Linked DNA regions of Homo sapiens: regions 2 and 3 are each linked to region 1. Evidence: chromatin loops called from intact Hi-C (ENCODE). Cell type or tissue: PC-9. All regions are shown on one strand. Region 1 overlaps ABTB2 (ankyrin repeat and BTB domain containing 2). Region 2 overlaps ABTB2 (ankyrin repeat and BTB domain containing 2). Region 3 overlaps ABTB2 (ankyrin repeat and BTB domain containing 2).

What was found. A loop is a pair of places that touch in the nucleus more often than their neighbours do. Peaks named below come from ENCODE experiments on the same cell type or tissue, not always from the same donor. Only the 100,000 strongest peaks of a DNase experiment are listed, where the experiment ranks them.
Region 2: it touches region 1 in a loop (4-fold over the local background); 56 of 110 quality-filtered maps call a loop at or near these places.
Region 3: it touches region 1 in a loop (6-fold over the local background); 17 of 110 quality-filtered maps call a loop at or near these places.

The regions. Positions count from the first base shown.
Region 1 is chr11:34,341,235-34,349,234 of GRCh38, forward strand. All of the region lies in intron 1 of ABTB2 (ankyrin repeat and BTB domain containing 2), which reads right to left. Among named protein-coding and RNA genes, the nearest start is that of ABTB2, 13 kb to the right of the region's middle. In PC-9, no CTCF peak of the experiment used is centred here; DNase peaks (open chromatin) are centred at 837, 2,147, 3,837 and 5,467; H3K4me3 peaks cover 1,470 bases; H3K27ac peaks cover 5,750 bases.
Region 2 is chr11:34,260,551-34,268,550 of GRCh38, forward strand. The region is part of intron 1 of ABTB2 (ankyrin repeat and BTB domain containing 2); the gene reads right to left. Among named protein-coding and RNA genes, the nearest start is that of ABTB2, 93 kb to the right of the region's middle. In PC-9, no CTCF peak of the experiment used is centred here; DNase peaks (open chromatin) are centred at 3,031 and 6,111; H3K27ac peaks cover 3,857 bases.
Region 3 is chr11:34,229,721-34,237,720 of GRCh38, forward strand. All of the region lies in intron 1 of ABTB2 (ankyrin repeat and BTB domain containing 2), which reads right to left. Among named protein-coding and RNA genes, the nearest start is that of ABTB2, 120 kb to the right of the region's middle. RefSeq lists enhancers at 4,281-4,805, 4,482-4,811. In PC-9, no CTCF peak of the experiment used is centred here; a DNase peak (open chromatin) is centred at 4,551; H3K4me3 peaks cover 474 bases; H3K27ac peaks cover 2,880 bases.

The DNA of each region.
Region 1 (8,000 bases):
TTGAGAGGGGCTAAGTGACTTGCCTGAGGCCACGCAGCTTGGAAATGATAAAACCCGACCTTGTGTCAAGGGTCCAGAGGTTAGAGCCACAAGAACCAATGGCCTTAATCTCCATTTCCATGAATCTTCTTGTTTCTGCAAACAGAGGGCTTCTGAGAAGCTGGGGAATGGTTGAAATTTTTAGACCTGTGAAAACCCAGAAAGCTGGCCCCAAGCGACCCACCACTGACCCACTCTAATGGCTGTATTGTTGCACAGAACTGTCTGCGATGATGGAAATGTTCTATATCTGCATTGTCCAATATGGTAGCCACTAGCCACATATGACGAGGGAGCACAAGAAATGTGACTTGCATGACTGAGGAAATGGTTTTTTTTAACCTTATCGAATTTGAATACATTTAAATATACACCTGTGGCAAGTGGCTGCCGTATTGAACAGAGCAGCTCTGTGGCTCCTCTCACTCACAGCTTGTCAGGTCTCCTGGGCACCACAAGATGGAAGTTCTACAAAAACTCATGAGTTCCCAGGCCAGGCCTCAGTGTGAACGGAAAAATAAAACAAATTTTTCTTACTCCCAAGCAAATGCCATTGCTCTGATCTTGGAACGTTTTCAGCTGGAAGAGAGAAATGGCCATTTCCAAAACAAATGACCTCTCCCCATTTTCCTCCCTTTAAGGAAAAAGATTAAACGTGTAAAGGGTCCCCCATTAAATTACTTAGGAAAGGTTGCCACATTTTCTGGTGACAAATGCCTTTGGCTTATGATGACACAAGGACTCAAACACGGTAGAAAGAAAAAGCCAGAAGGGTAAACAAGAAGAGGTCCCACACTCTCCAAGGTATCATAAATCAAGGAAATAGACTCAAGGAGCTAACAGCTTCCAAACATTCTTCCTCTTGAGCTATTTTAAGCAACCAATACACACAACCTTTCAGAGGCAATTTCATTCACACTAACAGAAGAGAAACAATGTGCTTCATACGGTATTATCTTTAAACACGCAGAGAAACAAATACCTACCCCACAGTTCTCAGGCGCAGCTGGCTGGCCACCCTACTGGGCAATGTTACTATTTTCAGGCCCCCAGTGGCTCAGTTGTTGAGATGCAGTGAGGGATGCTTTGGCCTTGCTTCAGTTCCTCTTGTCCTCTTGGGCCAACCCATTCATTTCTTTGCTCAGGAAATCACTGCATGTGCTTCGTCCCCACCCAGGCCACTCCTGAGGACAGGAGGCCACAGGGCAAATGAGGACTTCAGAGCTCAAAGAGCCCGGCTGTGTCATTGACTAGCTATGTCACCTGAACTTCTCTGAGCTTGTTTTTCAGCAGCAAAATGGGAGTAAGAGTATATATGATGGTAAGAATCACATGATATAATACATGTGAAGCACATGGGCCGGGGTCTGGTGCTTCGTAAAAGTTTGACCCACGGTAGGTCTGTGCTGGGTATCAGAGTTGAGAATTCAGTCTCTTGGCTTCTCTGGCTGGGGAGGGAACACACATGGTTGAAGAGTAGAGAATCAGGGGTAAGACTGCCTGGACCACCACTTATTACCTGCATGACCGTGAGCAAGCTACCAAACCTCTCTGTGACTTTGTTTCTTCATCTTAAAGATGGGAATCACAGTATTCACTTCATTTACCAGTGGGGCAAATAACATCTTATGGTGTCACTCCCATTTCATTTATTTATTTATTTATTTATTTATTTATTTATTTATTTATTCGTTCATTCATTCATTCATTTTTTGAGATGGAGTCTCACTCTGTCACCCAGGCTGGAGGGCAGTGGTGCGATCTTGGCTCACTGCAACCTCCGCATCCTGAGTTCAAGCAATCCTGCTGCCTCAGCCTCCCGAGTAGCTGGGATTACAGGTGTGCGCCAGCACTCTGGGCTAATATGTTGCTCCCATTTTAGATCTAGCCATGCCCTTTCCATGTAAACCTAACAGTTCAAGCTTCTCTTGAGTGTTCTTTGGTGATCCCTCTAGATGAGTTAGCCAAAGCTGCTGTGGCTGTGAAATGAAGGAAAGTCACCATCCTAGGTGGGGCGAAAAGACATACTCCAGAACAAGGATGCTTTTACCACTAATAATAGTTAATGTCTGCATCCTCACTACATACCAGGCTCTCCCAGGAATGCTACCCACATGGTCTGGGCCCCATGCCAGACCATTTATTTCAGAATATCTGGAGGTAGGGCCTTAAGACAGACAGACAGACACACACACACATACACACACTTTTTTTCTTTTGAGACAGAGTCTCGCTCTGTTGCTCAGGCTGGAGTGTGGTGGTGTGATCTGCGCTCACTGCAACCTCTGCCTCCCAGGGTCAGGTAGTTCTCCTGTCTCAGTCTCCCGAGTAGCTGGGATTACAGGCGCCTGCCACCACACCGCCTCATTTCTGTATTTTTAGTAGAGACAGGGTTTCACCAAGTTGGCCAGGCTGGTCTCGAACTCCTGGCCTCAGGTGATCTGCCTGCCTTGGCCTCCCAAAGCGTTGGGATTACAGGCTTGAGCCACCATGCCTGGCTGACACTTTTATTTTTAAGCTATCCAGATAATACTAACGTGAATCTAGGATTGAAAACCACTGAAACAACAACCCTATCAGCTAGGAACTATGGCAACCCCATTTAACAGAAGAGGAAAACTGAGGGCAGAGACCTCAGCTATCTAGCTGGCAATCAGACAGTGACAACTCCTTCAGACCCCATCTCTTAGCCAGGCTTTGCACCCTGCCCCTCCTGAGCAGCCGAGGTCAAAGCATCCAACAGGCGGTTGGATACTCCCAAACCATTCGGACACCACTCCAGGCCCCATGCCTTCTCAAGCCACCTAAGAGCGTTCTTTTTCCGGCCAAATTTCAGACCCACACTTGACCTCCAGGAATCCAAAGCTGCCTGAAAAATGGAGTCTTGCTTTCCCAGAATTGAAGGACACAGACGCAAAGTCACAATGATCCACAGAACAATTGGACTAATTAAACAGCCCCCATTTTAATGACAGGAAACAACAGAGTTGATGATCTTTATTAAAGGCTGCTGGCTGCCTACAAAGAAGCTGGAAAGCAAAATTCAGGGGCTTTTATGGCCATCAGCCAAAGATCGTAAGACTGAAAATTAAATCTCTATTGTCTGAGTCTCTATGCAGCCCTGCTATACTGAGCCCACCCTCTGGAAGGGCAAAGAAGGGCAATATTTCAATCCATCATATGACTAATGAAGTTCAAGGTGGCCTGTCTCCCAGCCAACTTCCTATTTGTTTTTCGGAGACAGGGTCTCACTCTGTTGCCCAGGCTGGAGTGCATGCAGTGGTGTGATACCGGCTTACTGCAACCTCTGCCTCCTGGGCTCAAGCAATCCTCTCACCTCAGCCTCCCAAGTAGCTGGGGCCACAGATGTGCACCATTATACCTGGCTAGTTTTTGTATTTTTTTGTAGAAACGGGGTTTCACCGTGTTGCCCGGTCTGATCTCGAACTCCTGGACTCAAGCCATCCACCTGCCTCAGCCTCCTAAGGTGCTAGGATTACAGGTGTGAGTCACTGTGCCCGGCCCAACCTATTTGATATCTGTATGTGATTTGAGACAGACAACTAAAACCGCACTAGGATCTTTGGTGCAGTCCTGCTTCTTCCATACACAGCTTTCCCCACTTCAGTCAATGGCCACTCCCTCCTTCCAGGGCTCAGACCATAGCAACTTGGTGTCATCCTTGATTCCTCTCTCATACCTCACACATCCAAGCTGTTGGCAAGTGCCAGTGGCTGGTCCCGCTGCGTCCACACTTGATACTAAAGTCAATTTCCAACACAATAGAGAGAGTGACCTTGTGGAAATACAAATCAGATCAAGTCACTCTGTGCTTGAGTCCCTCCAATGCTTTTCAGCTTACTCAGAACTAAAAGCCAATGAATTATTACCCAATGGCCTACCCCACTAACCACCCCACCATTTCCTCTCCAACCACATCTCCTGCTACACTCGCCCCAGCCGCACGGAAGGAGCTTCTCCTTGGTGGCTCCTTGAACCCACCAGGAATGCTTGCTATTCCCTCTGCCTAGAGCTGTCTTCTCCAGCCAGGCTGGCCTCAGGTGATTCCCCTCACTCTGCCTCATTATCCACAGGGCCTGCACCCTGCCCTCCTTCAGGCCCCTTTTATTCATTTGTTGCATCACCAGCTCCTGGAACAGTGCCCAGCACACAGTCCTCAATAAATATTTGTTGGGTGAACAAACGGATGTAACCCAAACAGAACTCCTGGCCTCTCCCCTACACAGTCCTCAGACTCCCCACCCCCGCCATCATCATTTGTCTCCTCAAAGACCAGTGTGGTAGAAAACACTACTTAGAATACTTTACAAGCACCCACTGGACAGGTGGGGGACATTGCGATGCCTTCTCAGAGGCAGCCCTACCCCTGAGGCCTTCTCACCTGCTACTGAATTGGGTCCCAGCATAGTCCTGGCCTGCCCAGCTGGTACTCAAGTGGATTAAGTCCAGAAGAACAGCTGCAAGCAACTTGCTTCCAAATTGTGTCCCCATGTACAACTTTAATTACCCGGCTGCTGAGATGGGCTGAAGAAGAAACAACCAGGTCCCTGGCTTTCACAAAAGCAACTCTTTTTTTGCCATATGTTCTGCCTCTCCAGAAGATTTCATCAATTTTCAACTTGGGATTTGACGGGTAGATGGGCCGGTTGGGGAAGAGAAACAGGCAAGCCACCCCATTTCCCCAGCCTCTCATACTGACCTGCCCAAGCCCTATTCAAGCTATGTGACTGTGAAGTACATCAGGGTTCAGAGCCTGTATACCTCGGAGCATGGAGCTCCATGTCTCGGCCTTCAGCATTCCTGGCAGCCTGTCATCCTCAGTTACTCTCATTTTCCCTCCTCTTTGAAACACCGGCCCTGCCAATGGCAACAAACAGCATTTAAAAATATCCTGCTGGATTATACAGCTCTGCCTTTGAAATTCCTCACAATGCCTGTCTCTGTCCCACATCGTATAAAGAAGGGTGTAGCATATTTAATTTTTTTTTTCTAGCTGCTCCCCTGCTATAAATATCCAAGTCTGGGTAGGCGGGCTTCAAGCACATGCTATATGAAGTCACCTCGGAGCTGGATCTCACCACAGTGCCGGCCTGCCAGGACCTGGATGCAGCTGTCAAGCACTGAAGCATGAGGTCGGCCAAAAGCATGTAGCACTCATCTTTCTGGGGAAAGGGGCACAGGAAAACCCTGAGTACAGTAATCACAATTAATCTTAATATTAAAAAGACAGTGTCCAGCCCTATTACCAAGCCAGGTCTTCAAAGAGCTCGTCCAGCACCATCCTGGGTGTTTCTTTCCCAAGGATACTAATTACAGCGCTCGACCTTAGGAAAATGACTGCACAGTGTCCATGTGGGGTCTAGAAACACTATCAGAGACAGAAAAGCCCTTGGGGAATCTAGTCTGACCTCTCCACACCACAGATAAGGAAACAGAGATCCAAGAGATGGAATGATTCATGCCAGGTCACAGACGGGGCAAGCTCCACCCCAGAATTTTCTGGATCCAAATCCTCATAGCTCTGTACTGGATTGTTCCGGATGCTTGTGCACGTACACCCACTTGGTGTGTGAGCCTCAGGCTTGTGTTTATTAATAGCTCTCCTCACAGCAAATACTAATTTTCATATTTTAAAATGTACAGACTAAAAAAAGTTGTAAAGGTTTCAATAAAAGCTTGGCCTCAACTGTAGGGAGGGTTTTCGTGCACTGAGAGGCCCATTTCAACCTCTTTGAGGTCCAGTTTAATGTCTCCTCAACTCTAACCTTGTATGTCCAGGCTTCCAAGTTTAGTTTTCTTGTTTAATTTTTCCATCATGGGCCTGACTCTCCTCAGCTTACTTTTAGAAAGCAAACCATGGGCCGGGCATGGTGGCTCATGCCTGTAATCCCAGCACTTTGGGAGGCCACGGCGGGCAGATCGCTTGAGGTCAGGAGTTCGAGACCAGCCTGGCCAACATGGTGAAACCCTGTCTCTACTAAAAATATGAAAATTAGCCAGGTGTGGTGGTGCCTGCCTATAATCTCAGCTAACTGAGAGGCTGAGGCAGAAGAATTGCTTGAACCTGGAAGGAGGAGGCTGCAGTGAGCTGAGATCGCAGCACTGCACTCCAACCTGGGTGACAGAGTGAGACTTTGTGTCAAAAAAATAATAATAAAAATAAAGAAAGAAAGGAAACTGTGGGCCTCAAGTCACTAACTACAAATGACTGTGTATGTATTTTTGCAATATGTTCATGAAGTTTATCTTTGTCAAGTGACAAGAAAATTCCTTCCCTTCATAACACTGGAGTCCGGAAAAAGACCGACACCTGAGTTATTAGCTAAGCCATTGATGACCTATCACATTTTATTATTATCAGCAGAATTCAGCTGCACCTTAGGGACTCCAATTCAGAAGACAATTAGCTATAAGGTGGTTCCACAATATTAAGCATTTAATATGCTTGAAATCTTTATTATCAATGCTCTGGAAACACATTAACTAAGAATTAAAATGTCAGCATCTCTGAGAATTGAGCTTTTATTGTCCAAAATAATAAACCCTAAACTGGAAGTCGAATATCGTATACATCAGTCGGACTTAACACCGAAAAAAAAAAGTTCTGGGACCATCTTCTCTCACCCTGTTTTATGCTCCACGATTAAGAATCCTGCTTTGGCAAGAGTCGATCCAATGGCCTCGTTTAACACATTTGCCAGTCTTGACCTTCATTCTGTACTGGGATTGCTTTGGCCTGTAATGCTACATTCAGGGCCACGGAAGAAATGCAAAGTCAGAGCCAAATTCAACAAGAAAAGAAGGGTTGATAGAAGCCTTGTTCTTCAACCCCTCACAACCCAAGTTTGCTCAGTTAAGGTCTTCTTTTAATGCTTTTACTGCTAGGACAGCAGACGGGTGCATTTTTGAGGTCAAGCTTTCAATCACCAAGAGGAGTAATTGGAGGTCTGGGGCCATGGTTAAGATGAGCTAGGGAGAAGACACACTCAATTTCTGAATTATGAAAATAAGTTTTGGAAAACTCTCATCCTGTACTCTGGCAGGCTTCTTAACATCTGGATAAAAGATGTGGGAAAGCTTTCCTTTTTCCTGTGTTATCTCCACTGTTCCTGCTTGTCATGTATCTGAACCTTCCACCCAAACAGGAGAACTTGCTGTTCTCCAACACATATGCGTTGGCTTCCAGGTCTTTGCTCACACTGTTCCCTCTGCCTGGAAGCCTCTGGGGGCTCTGCATCCCCTCCCATCTCCGCAGTCGCAGCTCTACCTGCCCAAATCACTGGCACACCTGCCACATCCTCCACAAAGAAACCCTGACTTCCTTCCACCCAGACAGCCAGGAGTCATCTCTTCCCTTTAAGCTTTCTAATCACCAGAAGCTTTAAGGTCCCCAACTATGGGATGGAAGTTATATCTACCTTCCAGAGGAGCTGGGAGGATTAAATGAAACAGCTCCTGAAAAGCACCCGCAATGGGGAACCAGCAATGAAGACTAGACAGTGGAGTCTATCGCCATTGCTCCCCTCTTTGTTTGAAGGTGGTCACTATAAACTTCTTTGTAACTATCTGTATATATGCTTTGCTTTCCCTACTAGATTCTAAACACTTCTAAACTCAAAACAGTCAAGATTCTTGTCCCTTGCTAATCTGTCTCCATTGCCTTGGATGTAGCTGGCACTCAGTGAGCAGTTGATTAATGATGCCGGCATGGCATTCCTCAGGAGTACTTGGGCTGTGTTCCTTATGTATCTCCTCCCAATCCTGCATGCAGCTCCAAGCACACAACCAAAGCTGCAAAAGCACTTAGGCCTTTTTTAAAACAAGCAGGAAGACCACAAAGTGTGTTTACATGACAGGCCAGCAAAACACAAAACACCTGCTATGATCTGTGGCTGAGGATTTGGCGGCTGCCACAAGCAGGGTCCAATATCCACAGGAGA
Region 2 (8,000 bases), 81 kb before region 1:
GAAACACACAGCTACCTCCTTCAAAGGATAAATTGTATTGATAAGGGATTAATAGTTTTTCTTAAATGGACATTTGGTCTGGGATAGCACCATTGGAAGAATTCTGAAACGCTTATCTCACAGGTTTTCTTAAAGCATCCAATCGGTACCCCTCATTTTACAGATGTGAATATGGAAGCCCATGGAGACTAAGTGTCCTGCCCAGGGTCATGCAAAAGGTGAGGGCAGAGCTGAGGGCAAACTGAGACTCCATTTCCATTCCAGGCTTTCTTCCACCCTACTGTACAGCCACACGTCCTTGTCCTGTGGGGTGTATAGCTTTCTCCCATCTAAATGACACTTTCTAAGGCTGGGTGTGGTGGCTCACCTGAGGCCAGCATGGCCAACATGGTGAAACCTTGTCTCTACTAAAAGTACAAAGAATTAGCTGGGTGTGCTGGTGGGTGCCTGTAATCCCAGCTACCTGGGAAGCTGAGGTGGAAGAATCGCTTGAACTTGGGAGGCAGAGGTTGTAGTGAGCAGAGATTGTACCACTGCACTCCAGCCTAGGCAACAGAGCAAGACTCCATCTCCCCGCCTGCCCCCCCCAAAAAAAGACACTTTGTAAGGCACTTTCACATCTCTCTCAATCACGCTCACCTAGGTTTAATAACCTAGAAAATTTTATAGAGAAAGGATATAAGTTAATATAAAAAACAGAAATGCTGCTAGAGTGACTGATGTATCAGCTTGAGTACACAGTGTCACAGCTGTGGACAGGAAAGATCCAGGCTTACCACAAAGACAAATATATGGACACATCCTTGCTTGACAAAACTATTTACAATGGGATTCTACAAGGTAGTCTGTTTTTTTCATACATTTGAAAGAAAATTTAACTTATAGAAATCCTCCTATTTACCAACATTTTCAGGTTTACTCCAATTGCATTATATAAAAAAGTACTTTTTTTTTTTTTGCCTGATTTTTACTTCTGAGGAAACAAGGGGGTGATAACAAGGATTACAAAAGACAATGATTGGCTTCCCACCTTATAAATTAATAGAAAGATAAGAACAGAATTATAAACCCCAGAAGGGAAGAGGCCTTAAGAAAACCTGATGCTGACTTAGCTATAATGAGTTAATCCACTTAGATCTCATGCAATAATGGGCATTATAGTAAATTTATAATTATCACCATTTTTACTCTTTTAAAAAACGCTATCACACATTTTCCTCTGGCTTCCCCCACCCAAGGCATAGCCAGTTTCACAGTTTGGTGAATAAGCTGTATTCTTCTGGCTTTTAAAAAACATCACAGTGCTATCTCTGTACCACCCCCCAAATTAAATCAGACTTGTTGCAACACAGCTGCAGCTTGTGGCTGCCAGCATTTCTGGAGGACAGCAGGACCTCCAACTTGGCAGGGTGGGGTGCTGGTTTTCATAGAGGCCTTCCAGCCCTGAAATGCCACCATACCCCTGGTACAGTGAGTCCAGCACCCAACAAGAAAACAACACCGACTCACATCCTTGTGTGGAAAAGGTGGGAGGCAACCATTCTTGCAACAGTTCTTTGATAGAGAAATAAATGATGTCCAGAGATGCAACAGGTTTGATGCTTGCACTCTCAGTAAATGGTGGCCTCAGTTAGGTCCAACCTTGGGATTTGGATCCTCTAAGAAATGCAAAGACACTTCTAGCAAGTCCTCTTTCCTCAATACTTTTGTCATCTGTTTTTGGCAGCTAGTATTCCTTTAGCAATTTAAGGGGCTTGGACTCTCATGATTTCCAATCTGGGTACCTCCCCTGCAGACGAGGAAACCTAAGGCTCAGATGTAAAGGAACCCGCTTGAGGTCATGCTGCTACATCAGATCCAGGACTTAGACCTCAATCTGCCTTCAAGGGACTCAGATCCAGCGGAACTAGACAAGACAAAGGAGGGGCTAGAAACACAGTCCTGTTGCAACAAAGCAAATAGGGATGCATAGCTAGGCTGTGGGTATCGTCCAATTACACCTCCAGCAACAATCAAATCTATCGCCAGCCCACCCCCACAATCTTTCCCCAGTGGATTTTTCTTCCTCCATTAGCCTTGATAAATTACAAGGCCCCACAGCAGGGACTGTTTCTTCCTCTCAGCTTTGTTTAGAGCATTGTCCTAGCAAAGCTCAAATAAAGGGCCATTATTAACAGTGACAATAATGCAATACTGTTTTCTCAAGGGCTTCCACCAGAGCTTGCCAGGTCAACACCATCCTACTTCCTGCCACCTCTTGTGGGCGATTGTCACCTGCAAACCCTCAGGTGCCCAGGAGGTCAGTACCCAGCACTGCGCTCTACTTTGAGCTGCCTAAACACTGCCCTGGAAATTGGACAAAGGAGAAGGACCCGGCAAAACATGTCATCATGCCAGGAAAGGTCTAATAGGGCAGCCACAGGAGACGAAATCAGGCCAGGGAGATAATGGGCCCCAGATTTGTTTTGAACTGAGCTCACTCACAGCCCAGGGCCCTGATGCTAAAGGACTCCGGAGGCCGGTTTAGCATCAGAAATGCTTTGGTGGTAGCTCTGGTTTTCATTAGGTCCTTTGGGCCTTGGATACACTGAGGTTAAGGGTCCATCTCTCAAGAAATGCTGCTTTTGGTGGGGGTTGGGGGGACACAGAGAGGAGCCATGGAGTGTTTGGTCTTACGTGTGAGAGTCCATATGTGTGCATGCGCTTGCATGAGGGCCACACTCCCCCTTCACATTCCCTAACTTTAGGTTCTGGTTAGAAATTCATTAACAAAGGCTCTGTGGGGGAAATAAAATCGGCTTTTTATTGCAACAAAAGCAACCAGCAGGATAAGGCAGGGTGGATGGAGAGAGGAGGTGTGGTTTAAACATAAGTTCTTTTGCAGGTTCTCAGCTTTTAATTAGCACACCTGAGTGCAGACCCCTCCCTCATGCTTATAAACACAGGTCTGCTCAGGCTTTCCTTTTATTGTCACTTGTCACAGGCCCAGGTAGCCAAAGCTTATCTGGATTGGAAGTGCTAGGCTCTTCCCTGAGGCTCTCCTGCAGGTGGCTGACTCATTCTTGCAGAGGCTGGGAAGCCAGCCAGGTGCAGCAGTGGGTTAAGAGTTTCCATTACCAGCCCAGGGACTCATTCCCTAGGCATGTTGTAGGCACCCTCTGGGGACAGAGCTCAATTCTAGGCACAGTAGGGAAACAAGGATGAATGGGCTGACCTACCCCCAGGAGCCCTATCTCCTAGCCCACAAAGTGACACACGACACACATCAGGCATGCGCAAGACACTGTCCTCAGGCCCGACCCCAGTCCCCCACTGGTATCTGCCATGGAGGTTGCAATTTGTGGCACGGGAGGGAGAACATAAACCCATCTGCTAACAAGGCTGGTGTGTGTGAGTACTGCAGGCCCAGACGGTTCTCCTTAACATGCTGACGTCTTTATGGAGTCTGACGTTTGGCTGGCTTTGCTCTGTGAGATCAGTGGTCTTCCAGGGTAAGTTTCCCAATGTTTTCTCTAAGGGAAGTAACACAGGCCTTCTTACTAGGCTTCTCCAGCAGGAGAAAAAGGGCGAGAGTTTTAGGGCCATCAGGAGAGTCTCCAAACACATCTGATCTTCTAGAAGCAGCTTGGAGGGAAGCCCTGAATAGGGAGTATAGTGAGCAGTCTCGAGGCCGAGAGTTCAAAGCAGGGTTTCCCTAGCTCTCTCGGCCTCAGTTTCTTCCTCTGTGAGATGGGCTCTTCAATTCACACCATCCCTAGGATTCAATGGCAGCACATCAGGCACATGGCGATGTGTCTCTGTGCTGTGGACAGGAAGAACGGTCAGAGGTCTGGATACAGCCAGTGTTTCTGCCATAACACAGAGGAAGCAAGAGCAGACCAATGCCTTTGGAAATGTTGCTTCATGGCCCAGATCCATGGGAATTTGCCCAGCTACTCGAGGGAGACCTTTCAAACTTGCTCAGAAAATCTGATTTTCTTTGACTTTTTGCTGCCAGCAATTTAGCTGAGTTGGGTGGTTACTTTGTCTACCTTTTTCTTTCAGTTTTCTCCCAAGCTGATCAAAGAAGCCCAAACGGAGACTCAAAGCCAATATAATAGTCAACTACAATGCTCTCCCTGTTCTGGGACCAGTGGTGGGTGGCATGGACTGGCCACACTTCAATCCCTCCTGGGACATTAAACTGTTCGAAGCGTGTCCCACAGCTAGTCCAGGGTGAATGCCACATTTCTGCTGGCCCGAGCCTGTAATGCCTGCTGGCCCTGGCCAGACCCCTCCTCATCCCGACCCCACTTCCTCATCCTCGGAACAGGGGCTTGGCTTCATTCTCCTCTAAAACTTTGAGCTCAAAGATTTCACAATATCTCTCCTATTCAATGTCCTTGGTCACCAAAATGAGGGATCTGAATCAGCATGGAGGACAGGGAAAGGGGAGATGTGCATTGCAGAACCATTTCTTTCACTATCAACTCAGGATTTTACCAAGTCCTCTCACTTCCTCGTGACTCAGTCGCTTCATTTGAAAAAAGCAAAGGAAAGGGCAATCTGGTCTATCCTTCCTAAGGAAGATGCAGGGATACAAGGAAAAATAGAACCGAAGCAACAAGTTCCAGAGGCAGGTTGAGTCCTTGAAGCCTGAGCATATAAGACAACTCACAAACACCCAGGCCCTTTCACCGGCCTAGCTGGGGGAGAGGATGGGTGGAGAAAGGCCCACCAGCATTGGTGCAATGTCACTGAAGCAGCTACCCTCAATGGGGTGAGTACCTTGCGGACACCATGGCAGTTCTCAGCCCAAGAGCTGATGCTCTTAAAACCCATCAGAATTGGCTGGGCGTGGTGGCTCATGCCTGTAATCCCAGCACTTTGGGAGGCCAAGGTGGGCAAATCACCTGAGGCTGGGAGTTTCAGACCAGTCTGATCAACATGGAGAAACCTCATCTCTACTAAAAATACAAAATTAGCCAGGCGTGGCGGTACATGCCTGTAATCCCAGCTACTTGGGAGGCTGAGACGAGAATCGCTTGAACCCGGGAGGTGGAGGTTGCGGTGAGCCGAGATCATGCCATTGCACTCCAGCCTGGGCAACAAGAGCAAAACTCTGTCTCAAGAAAAAAAAAAAAAAAAAAAAAAAAAAGCCGGGCACGGTGGCTCATGCCTGTAAACCCAACAATTTAGGAGGCCGAGGTGGGTGGATCATCTGAGGTCAGGAGTTCGAGACCAGCCTGGCCAACATGGTGAAACCCTGTCTCTGCTAAAAATACAAAAATTAGCTGGGCATGGTGGCAGGTGCCTGTAACCCCAGCTACTCGGGAGGCTGAGGCAGGAGAATCGCTTGAACCCTGGAGGCAGAGGTTGCAGTGAGCCAAGATCACGCCACTGCATTCCAGCCTGGGAGAAAAGAGCAAAACTCCATCTCAAAAAACAGAATAAAACACCATCAGAAACTCCAAGCAGATCTGCCTGAGTTGGGAGGAAAGAATGATTGAGGGGATCCAGTTCCATCTCTACCACGAATTCATTTTTGTTATTTATTTATCTACTTATTTAGAGACAGGGTCTCACTCTGTCACCCAGGCTGGAGTGCAGTGGTGCGATCATAGCTCATCGTAACCTCAAACTCCTGCACTCAAGCAATCCTTCCACCTCAGCCTCTCAAGTAGCTGGGACTCCAGGCACATGCCACCATGCCTAGCAAATTGTTACATTTTTTTCGGAAGTATGGGGTCTCACTATATTGCCCAGTCTGGCCTTGAACTCCTGGGCTCAAGCAATCTTCCTGCCTCAGCCTCCCGAAGTGCTGGGATTACAGGCATAAGCCACTGCACCTGGCCTCTACTTATATGACTCTAAAGAAGTCACATCCCTGGCCTGGGCCTTAGTTTCCTCATCCGTGAGCAGAGCTGGCCGATCAGACCAATCCCTGCCAGCCCTGACACTATGCACTCCTCCAGCAAGCAGGAAAACAGTAGTGTGTCTTGTTATTTCTGAGCAAAGGCCTTAATTGTTCTCTACAGCATGAACTCCTCTATCTAAAAACCACAACATCTCCTCTCCTCTCCCTCCCCTGCCACCCCCTTCCTCCGAGATCCACAAGACTGTTACAGAACATTCATTTATTTTTCTTCGGTGCTTGGGCTGAAAACTCTGATGACTAAGCCATTGAATTTTAATACGCTACTGTGCTCCTTGGAGGGTTTCTTCATTTCCCAGATCCCCCTCCCCCACCCCCTGTGCCCTCTGTAGACATGTGGTAGTCGTTAGGAACAGTTTGATGAAGTTTAGGTTTTCAGAGTAGAGGAGAGATGGGGGCCAGTGGGTGGGAGGGGAGGGAGAGGCGGGGGAGGTATGATAAATGGACACAACAGTCCAGAGGCCACTCAGAAAATAAACATAAAGCTCCTTTTGAGTGAGCCCACTAAAAACAAATTCCCCAAAAGCTTTTTCCTTTTTGTGGGGTGGTAGGGGAGGGAGGGGCGGGGCGGGGAGGAAGTGCTGGTGGAGGTAGGAGAGGAAAATTCTCTCAATGTAAATGGACTCTGTTCAGAGAAAGAAACAATTCTCTTTATTGGCAGCAGCAGACGTGCACGTCGGATGCTGCCAGCCATGTGTCACGACGGCCAAGTACTCTGTAGCTGAGGCCAGGCATTCAAATTCTGGGTGCTCGAGAGGCGGCAGCCCTCAGAAGAGCAAGCCAATGCTGGTGGAATTCCATGGAGAAACCTGGGTCACCACGGCAGACAGGGACAGACTCAACTGGCCAGGAACACCCCACTGGGGCTCAGTCTTGCTGACTTTCTGAAGGTCCCTGGCATTCTCTTTCCTGGACCCCAACCCTGGCCTCTTCCCCATCCTGACGGCATCACTCCCTGCCCCCATCCCACATTTCCATCCCCGTAGTTGAGAAACCCTAAACCTGGGCCCTGAATACATGTCTGCATGTTTGAAAATACTTGTAACACAGAGAAAAGGCAATATTTGAAACAAAAAAAATCCTAGACTTTGAATGGTAAGATTTCACTTGCAACCTGAGTTTCTTCTCCAGTGGGTGAGTTGAAGGTTTGAAAAGGAATCACCCTAGTGGGGGAAAGTGCATCATCTCCAGTTTTTGGTGTGGATTTCGTTTATGTTTGTTACACAAGGACTTGGCCAACCAGGTGCTATCTGAGAAGGAAGTATCAGTGTTCTTATGCTTTCCAGGAGGACATTGGAGACTTCCCTTATTAAATTGCCTTGCACACGGGGGTTTTTTGGGGTACCTCCCCAAGGATCTCTTAAGCACATTCTTCAGATACACTGTAAATGCTAAGAAAATGAGAGTTCACTCCTCTTCAATTTTTATTATAAATAATGCACAAATGTATGTAAAACATGCTCCCTATTTTAAGATTTCTTTTTTAGACAGGGTCTGGCTCTGTTGCCCAGGCTGGAGTGCAGTGGCTTGATCTCGGCTCACTACAACCTCTGCTTCCCGGGCTGAAGTGATTCTCCAGCCTCAGCCTCCTGAGTAGCTGGGACTATAGGCGCCAGCCACCATGCTCGGCTAACTTTTTAATTTTTTTTGGAGAAACAGGTTTTCTCCATGTTGCCCAGGCTGGTCTTGAACTCTTGGGCTCAAAGTGATCCACCTGTCTTGGGTTCTCTTGGATTATCAAAGTGTTGGGATTACAGGCTTGAGCCACTGTGTCTGGCCTGATGTTTTTCTTGTACATATTTAAGAAGTCAAGTAAATAAGTTCAGATGCTCACAGTAGAAAAATAACTACCTCAGAGCTCCTGGAATGAGGAACACGAAGCAGAAGATGCCATCAGTCTGAGAACCCACTCTCTCCTCTTAGTGGATGCTAGGGATGGGGACAGGACGGCTGACATTTCCCAGATCATCCACTGCAGCAGCGTGGAATCAGAGGGCCTGGGTTTGATTCCTGCTCTGCCACTAGCCAAAACCTCAGGCAGTCATTGGAACTTGCCGTGCCTTTACTGCCTTATTTGTAGAACAGG
Region 3 (8,000 bases), 110 kb before region 1:
AAATATAAAAAATACAGTCAAATGCAAGGTAGAAAATAAAAATCACCCATAATCCCATCACTTAGAGAGAAGTATTGATACTTGTTAAATATTGTTCATATATTTTTAAACCTACAGTGTTGTTTCATTTCACTTATTACACCAAACAGCATTTTCTTATGGCATTAGCTATCTTTGGAACGGGCCTTTAAATGTCTACCCAGTTCTTGCCACTGGTTTCAGTTTTGCCAGCCACTTTCCTATGGCTTTTCTAGATATGTTCACGTTCCTCTCTTCTGAAGCTCACTGTTGTTCAGTTCTCAACAGCAGGGCCCCTAGTCGGATACAGCTACCTGCCAGGCAATGGGCAAGGGTTCTCTGTTGAAGCTCCTGGGAAGCCTGTAGGTGGGAGGTGGCACACGCACTCAGCACTCGCATATGCATGCGCAAACACACCCTACCTCTTTACAGTTCCCTGTGATGACTGCTGTGATCAGAGCAGGGGGACCGGTGACCTTGGTGACACCATAGTCCTTGCCTGCACTAACATCCACATCTCTATCAAAGGGGGAGTGTTGCATTTTGAAGCTAAGAAGTTCCCAAACCACGTTAAGTGGCAGTCAGCTCAGTGAGGGAGAATTTGAGGGTTGTACCTGGGTTTGAATGAGGGGTTAGTCACTTACCCAGACAAGTCCTCAGCCTTTCTGCAGTAAGACGGGGCCAACAATACCTAAAATAACTTTCGGGGAGCCCTGAGGGTTGAGTGAGAACCTAGGGCAGTGCCTGGAACACAGGATGGACTCAAAAATGGTACCTGGAACAAGGACATGGACGGGGAAGGCTCTGGTAAGTTGACGATGGGGAGAGTTGCCCCCTTACAGTCCCTAAATGCTGATGGCCCCTTCCTAAAGCATCTGTGGTCATTTATTTGACTGTTTATAATACCCTCCCACCAGACAGATGCCACAGGACCTTCCATGGTGTCTGCCTGAAGTTGTTGATATGACAAGAGGCTTACAGTGCCTCTTCCAGTCCTTTTCCTCTTATTTCCATCATGAAATCTCAGTATGATCTGCAAATTCTTTACCTAGTTTCCGAAAACCTTCTTTCAAAAGGAATGTCCCAGACACTCCAGTAGCAAGGAGTATATCCAGTGCCCAGATTCTGGTTTCTCTTTTTCTTTTTCTTTTTTGTAGAGACAGGGTCTTACTTTGTTGCCTATGCTGGTCTTGAACTCCTGGCTTCAGGCAATCCTCCCGCCTTGGCCTCCCAAAGTGCTGGGGTTACAGGCATGAGCCACCGCACACAGCAGATCCTAGATTCTAATAGCATTCTTCAATAAAAGGAACCAGAGCTCCTTCGAGAAATTGACTGATTTTAGGAACAGGGCATGGAAAACAGAAAATGAGCTTGGAGCATCTTGTGGTACCAGAAAGTAAGAGTGCTCAAAGAATCCTAAAATGATGAGATGGGAGCCAACCGAAAGCGCTCTCAACGGGCAAAGCCGGAACAATTTGCATAACAAAATAAATAACACAATATTGCATAATGACCCAAAGTATAAAATAAATACCCATATATGCATGCTTACTGATTGAAAAAATAACTAGGGGAGAATAAACCAATCAATCTTCCAATTAATCTATGCATTAATAGATACCACCCTCCCCCAGGAGGTAGAGCATAACTTCCCATCCCTTAGCTATGGAATGCACACAGTGACTTCACTCTAAAGACTACAGAGTGGACGTGGCCTGAGGGGCGGGAGTGGGGAATAATACTTGACAGTAGAGAAACCAGACAAACATTATCGGGTGGTCAAGGTTAACATCATCAGTGACAAGTCATGTTGATAGTGTGTATTCTTCTTATTCTTGTTTTTTTCTCCTGAGACGAAGTTTCACTCAGTCGCCCAGGCTGGAGTGCAATGGCGCAATCTCAGTTCACTGCAAACTCCGCCTCCTGGGTTCAAGCGATTCTCCTGCCTCAGCCTCCCAAGTAGCTGGGATTACAGGCGCATGCCACCATGCCCAGCTAATTTTTTGTATTTTTAGTAGAGATGGGGTGAGCCCCGCACCCGGCCGATAGTGTGTATTCTTGATATGATGAGTATGACACTTTACCTCTGTGGACTTCCCCGCAAAAAACCCTATAACCCCACACTAGTCATGAGAAAAACTTTAGACTGAAAGATATTCTGTAAAATATCTGATCAGCTCTCCTCTAAACTGTCAAGCTCACCAAGAACAAAGAAAGTCTTGTCACAGCCAAGAAGAATCTAAGGACATATAACAACTAAATATGGCATGGGTTCCTGAGACAGAAAAAGGACATTAGGTAAAAACTAAGGAAATCCTAAAGAAGTATGAACTTTAGTTAATAATGTTAATAGGGGAAACGGTGTGGGGTATCTGGAAACTTTCTGTAATACTCTTGCGACTTTCATGTAAATCTAAAATTGTTCTTATGCTGGGAGTGGTGGCTCATGCCTGTAATCCCAGCACTTGGGGAGGCCTAGGTGGGTGGATCATTTGAGGTCAGGAGTTCAAGACCAGCCTGGCCAACATGGTGAAACCCCATCTCTACTAAAAATACAAAAAATTAGCAGGGCATAGTGGTGCACGCCTGTAGCGCCAGCTACTTGGGAGGCAGAGGCATGAGAAGCACTTGAACCTGGGAAGCGGAGGCTGCAGTGAGCTGAGATCGCGCCACTGCACTCCAGCCTGGGCAATAGAGGGAGACTCTGTCTCAAAAAAAAAAAAAAAAATTGTTCTTAAATGAGACATTTAAATCCTAGAGAAAAGGAATATCCCAGAAGCACCATCACGAGGCCTAACCTAATCCCCAGCAAGGGACCTCTCGAGACCTTCTGAAGCCCCACCACAATCTGTAGCCTTCTCTCACAGACCACTTAGTATCTACTCATTTACATATCCATTTGTTTGCAAAGTATTTATCGAGCCCTTGGCCTTGGGTGCAGGGTGGTGGTTGGTCAGGGGGCATGGTGGCTCCCACTTGTAATCTCAGAACTTTGGGAGACCAAGGTGGGAGGATCACTGAGACCAGTTTGGGCAACATAGTGGGACTCTGTCTCTTAAAAAAAAATACATAATAATAAATAAAATTAGCCAGGCGTAATGGTCCCAGCTTCTTGGGAAGCTGAGGTGGGAGGATCTCTTGAGCCTGTGAGGTCAGGGCTGCAGTGAGCCATAATCACACCACTGCACTCCAGCCTGGGTGACAGAAGGAGACTCTGTCTCAAAAAACCCCCTAACCTCCCCCCAAAACCCCAAATGCCCCGCAAAACATATACTACCCCCTCCATCATGCTGGGAGCCACTGAAGGGAGACACCCTGTCATAGTGGTTTGGTCCTCCAGTGGCTAGGGAGGTAGCTGTTTGCTAAGTGAATGTTAAGTCCATCCCAGTCGCTTCCTGCTAACAGTCCACCACGGGAAGTTAGGCATTTAATAATGAGGACACAATTAGGACACCTGGGCTTGGTGCATGAGGATTTTTCTTTTTATTTTTTTGAAGACAAAGCAAAACAAAAAAACAACCCTTTCTTTTTGAGACAGGGTCTTGCTCTATTACCCAGGCAGAAGGGAAATGGCATGATCATGGCTCACTGCAGCTTTTTTTTTTTTTGAGACAGAGCCTCCTTGTTGCCCAGGCTGAAGTGCAGTGGTGTGACCTTGGCTCACTGCAGCCTCCGCCTCCCAGGTCACTGCAGCGTTAAACTCCTGGGCTCAAGCAATCCTCCTGCCTCAGCCTCCCAATTAGCTGGGACCACAGGGGTACACCACCACACCCAGCTAAGTTTCTAAAAATGTTTTGTAGAGACAAGGTCTCACCATGTTGCTCAGGCTGGTCTTGAAATCCTGGGCTCAAGCAATCTGCCTTGGCCTTGCAAAGTGCTGGGATTATAGGCATGAACCACTGTACCTGGCCCACCTTTTTTTTTTTTATTATAAAGGTAATTATGATTATTTTTTAAAAATCAGAAAGGAATAATGAATAAAGTTTCTTTTAATACTACCTCCCAGAGATAACTATTATTAATATATTATAATTTTTCTTCAAATAGGCTTTTAGTACAAATAGTACATGTACAAATACATGTACTAACCTATCAATTTTTTAAAATCACAAACCGAATTTGAGAAACAGGAACATAATGAAATTATTTTTCACCTAATGCTGAATCCTGTATTTTGTGGACATCTTTTCAGGTCAGTGTGTTTGGATATATATTTCTTTTTAAGACCTACACAGTTTCCAGGGTCATCGCTCCCTCAAATTTGAATTGTCAGCTTGATCCCTCTCAGAAGACTAGAGAAACCATACATCCCAGGGCACCTGAAGCAGGGCCAAGCTGGGCTGCAGGTATTTTCCACAGTGCTCTGGCAAGGCCTTCTCCGTGGCTCAGTTAGGGGGTTTCCCTTCTCCCCTCCCCTCCCCTGTTGGGGTGGGGGCAAGGGTAAGAGCGTCTCCCTGGAGGAGGTGCCTAAAGCAGGCTGTGAGTCACTCAGATGAGCTTCCGGGTGAAGTCATGCTGAGAAGCTATTTGCAGACACCTTACTCAAGGAGGCCTAAGGAAAGCATGGGGGGATGCCATCTCAAGCGAGAAATGGAGAACTTTTAGATTCTCCCCTCCCTGGCCTTTCTAGAGCAGAGGCTGTAACCGGAATATCAGAGACACAGTAAATTACCTGGGATTTCCCCATCAGGGAGATTCCTGGGTTACTCTCACTGATAACAAGACTAACTACTCACACCCAGGGTCCCAGGGTGAGGCTGGGCAAGGGAGGCACCAGGGCTGGTTCCACTGCTCAGAGGAGAAATGCAATTCTCTCCTGTGCCTCAAAGTCCAGCATTGTGAGAACACCTCGGATGCCAGCTCTGGCTCCGCCTCTCACAAAACCTAGGTAAAGTGCTTTGTGCGGAATCTTTTCCTTATGAAAAGGCAGGGCTACCAGGCAGTGCCAAGCCCTGGGACAGTCAGGTAACTAATTGCCTATTGCGACTCCCAGCTTACAGGGTAATGCTACCTGCTCCTGCTTAACCTCAGAGACTGGGAATCCCAGTTCTGCCACAGAAGAGGGCCCTTTTAGTTTCCCTGAAGCACTTATACAGAGATTATTGTGTTTATTTTATTTATTTATTTATTTATTTTTGAGACAGAGTCTCGCTCCTTCGCCCAGGCTGGAGTGCAGTGGCGCTATCTTGGCTCACTGCAAGCTCTGCCTCCTGGGTTCACGCCATTCTCCTGCCTCAGCCTCCCAAGTAGCTAGGACTATAGGCGCCCGCCACGGCGCCTGGCTAATTTTTTTTTTGTATTTTTAGTAGAGATGGGGTTTCACCGTGTTAGCCAGGATGGTCTCGATCTCCTGACCTTGTGATCCGCCTGCCTTAGCCACCCAAAGTGCTGGGATTACAGGCGTGAGCCACCGTGCCCGGCCGAGATTATTGTGTTTATTAATTTGCTTACTTGCTCAGTATCTGGTGCCCCTACTCCCTCTAAAATGCAAGCTCTGCATAGCAGGGATTGCCTGAAAAATGTCAGCCACATAGATGCTCAAGACATTTCTAGAAAAGAAATGAATGCCATCAGCCAAATATCTGACCATGACCCGGGGTAAGTACTTAACCTCTAGACCTCAGTTTCTTCATCTGTAAAGCGGATATGGTTTCTTCTCTGTAGTGGTTATGAACATATCGCATAAAGCACTAAACCCAATGCCTGACACATAGCAAGAGTTCAATAAAAGGGCTCTCTCTGTTATCCTCAGAGATGACAAGGATCTTGAACCCCACAATAAACTGCTACATCTCCAATACTGAATGAATTAGCCTCTGTTCAATAAGCCCCACAGGAAGGGGAGCGGGGGAGGTCAAAAGGAATTGGTGCCTGTGATCCCACCTTCCTAAGAGGATTTGCCTATCAGAGCCATCCAGGACCTGATTGGGGATCTCCTTCTGGCTTTTAAGCCACAAGCCATGAATACTGCTGACACCACTCCTATGAAGTAGCAACAAGTGATCCATCGCTAATTGCACTTTGCAGAGCTTTTTCTGATCCATGCTAGAGGCATTAATTAGCTGCAGGAGGTCAGCGCTAGCTAAGTGAACACTCTTTGTGCCCCAGGTAAGGAGACCAAGCTGAGAAGGCAGAGCAGAGCCTGTTCCTCCTTGAAACAAACTTTCAGGCAGCAAAGCCCTAAACAGAGACAGCTGTGTGGTCTGGGCAAGCACAGCGCCTAGCTTCCCTGCTGCCCACACTCAGAAGCAGGCTGAGCGCCAGACGGGGAGAGATGCTGCTGGGTTCTGGGGTGGACAGACATCGTGGACATCGGGTGCAGGCTGGTGGGTACACCCCTGCAAGGAAGAGAAGGGTAAAGGCCAGGTGGGAAGTCCGTGGATATTCTTGTTGGCAGAGGGAGATTAAAAATAGAAAAAAGAGACAGGGCTGGAGAAAGAGGAGGGGAGAAAAAGTATTAAAATAGAGTTTTTTCCCTGGAAAGAAGAGGTCATTTGGAACAGTCACTTCATATGAAAGGTAAAAAAATGTGTTTTGAAATAGCTGAGAAAATATGGAAATTTTCTTCTTCCTTTGCTCTTGTTGTAGAAGGGTAGAGAATTCACACTTGTCTTCTACCTCCAGAAGGCACAGGGCAGAAAACACAGGACTCTCTTTAATGTGCCTTTTAAGACAAAAAATTCTTTCTAATTTGGGGTGGGTCACTCGACAGGTTTCAGAGAGGTTATTTCTAGGGCTGGAGAAGGACTCTGTGCCGCCAGTTTTCCCTAACAGCAGCATTTTAAGCAGCAGATTTTAGGTAGCTTGAAGCCAGAGGACCCCATTCTCTTTTGATGCCTCCCCGGCACCCCCTCCCCTCAATCCACTGATTTACTCCGGGAGGCCTCAGGGCCCAAGGCCAGGCCTTGATCTCCTGGGGAAGCAGAAGTGATTGAGATGCCGATACATCAGGCCTGTTAGCCAGGCCAGGAGGGAGACAGGAGGATAAAGAGACAAAGAACCGAGGAGGGTAGATAAACGAAATCGCATCAGCCGCAAAGCTGCTCGCTCCTAGATAGATTAGCACCTTCCTCTGCCCTAATCATTCCAGACAGCCTCTGCAGCTTGGGTGTGCCCAGCCATCTGGGAACCCTCAGGGATTCGGACTCTATTTTGGCAGCTATTATCTGTGGGGGAAATAATTCTCTCCTTGGTGAACCTCAAGTTTATGAGAAAGTTGAATGTATGCAAAAAGACAAAATCATTTAAACTGTACAAGGGAAGCAAGCTGTTTAGAAGTATTTTATGGAGTCGTGGCCAAGAGTAGGGGCTTTGGGGACAGAATATGTACCTCTGGATCATCTTGGACAAGTTACCGAACCCCTCTGTGTGTGTTGAGGTTTTCTCATCTGTAAAATGGAGCCCACAGTACCCACCTCTATCAGGTTGTTATGAAGATTAAATATGCAATAGATACACAGTAAACATTCCATACTGGGGGCTTTCATGCTTTCATACTGATTACCACGGCTGTGTCCTCGTGATTTTCCTGGATATTCTTTTTTTTTTTTTTTTTTTTTTTAGACCGAGTCTCGCTCTATTGCCCAGGCTGGGCAGTGGCGCCATCTCAGCTCACTGCAACCTCCACCTCCCAGGTTCAAGTGATTCTCCTGCCTCAGCCTCCCAAAGTGCTCGGATTTCAGGCGTGAGCCACTGCGCCTGGCCTTTCCTGGATATTCTGATTTCAAATTGTTTTCCTGTTATCTCCATAAATGAATTTGCCAGATTTATGATTATGATCAGAATATGGTCTTCTTAAAGGGTAGTCTCATTTTCTGAATCATTATTTGTATAAATCTGGACATTTCCCAGTTCAGGCTGGCTTCAGTAAGAACCCACTAAAGGCCAGGCTCACTTCTGTAATCCCAGCACTTTGGGAGGCCAAGGTGGGCAGATCACCTGAGGTCTGGAGTTTGAGACCAGCCTGACATGGTGAAACCCCA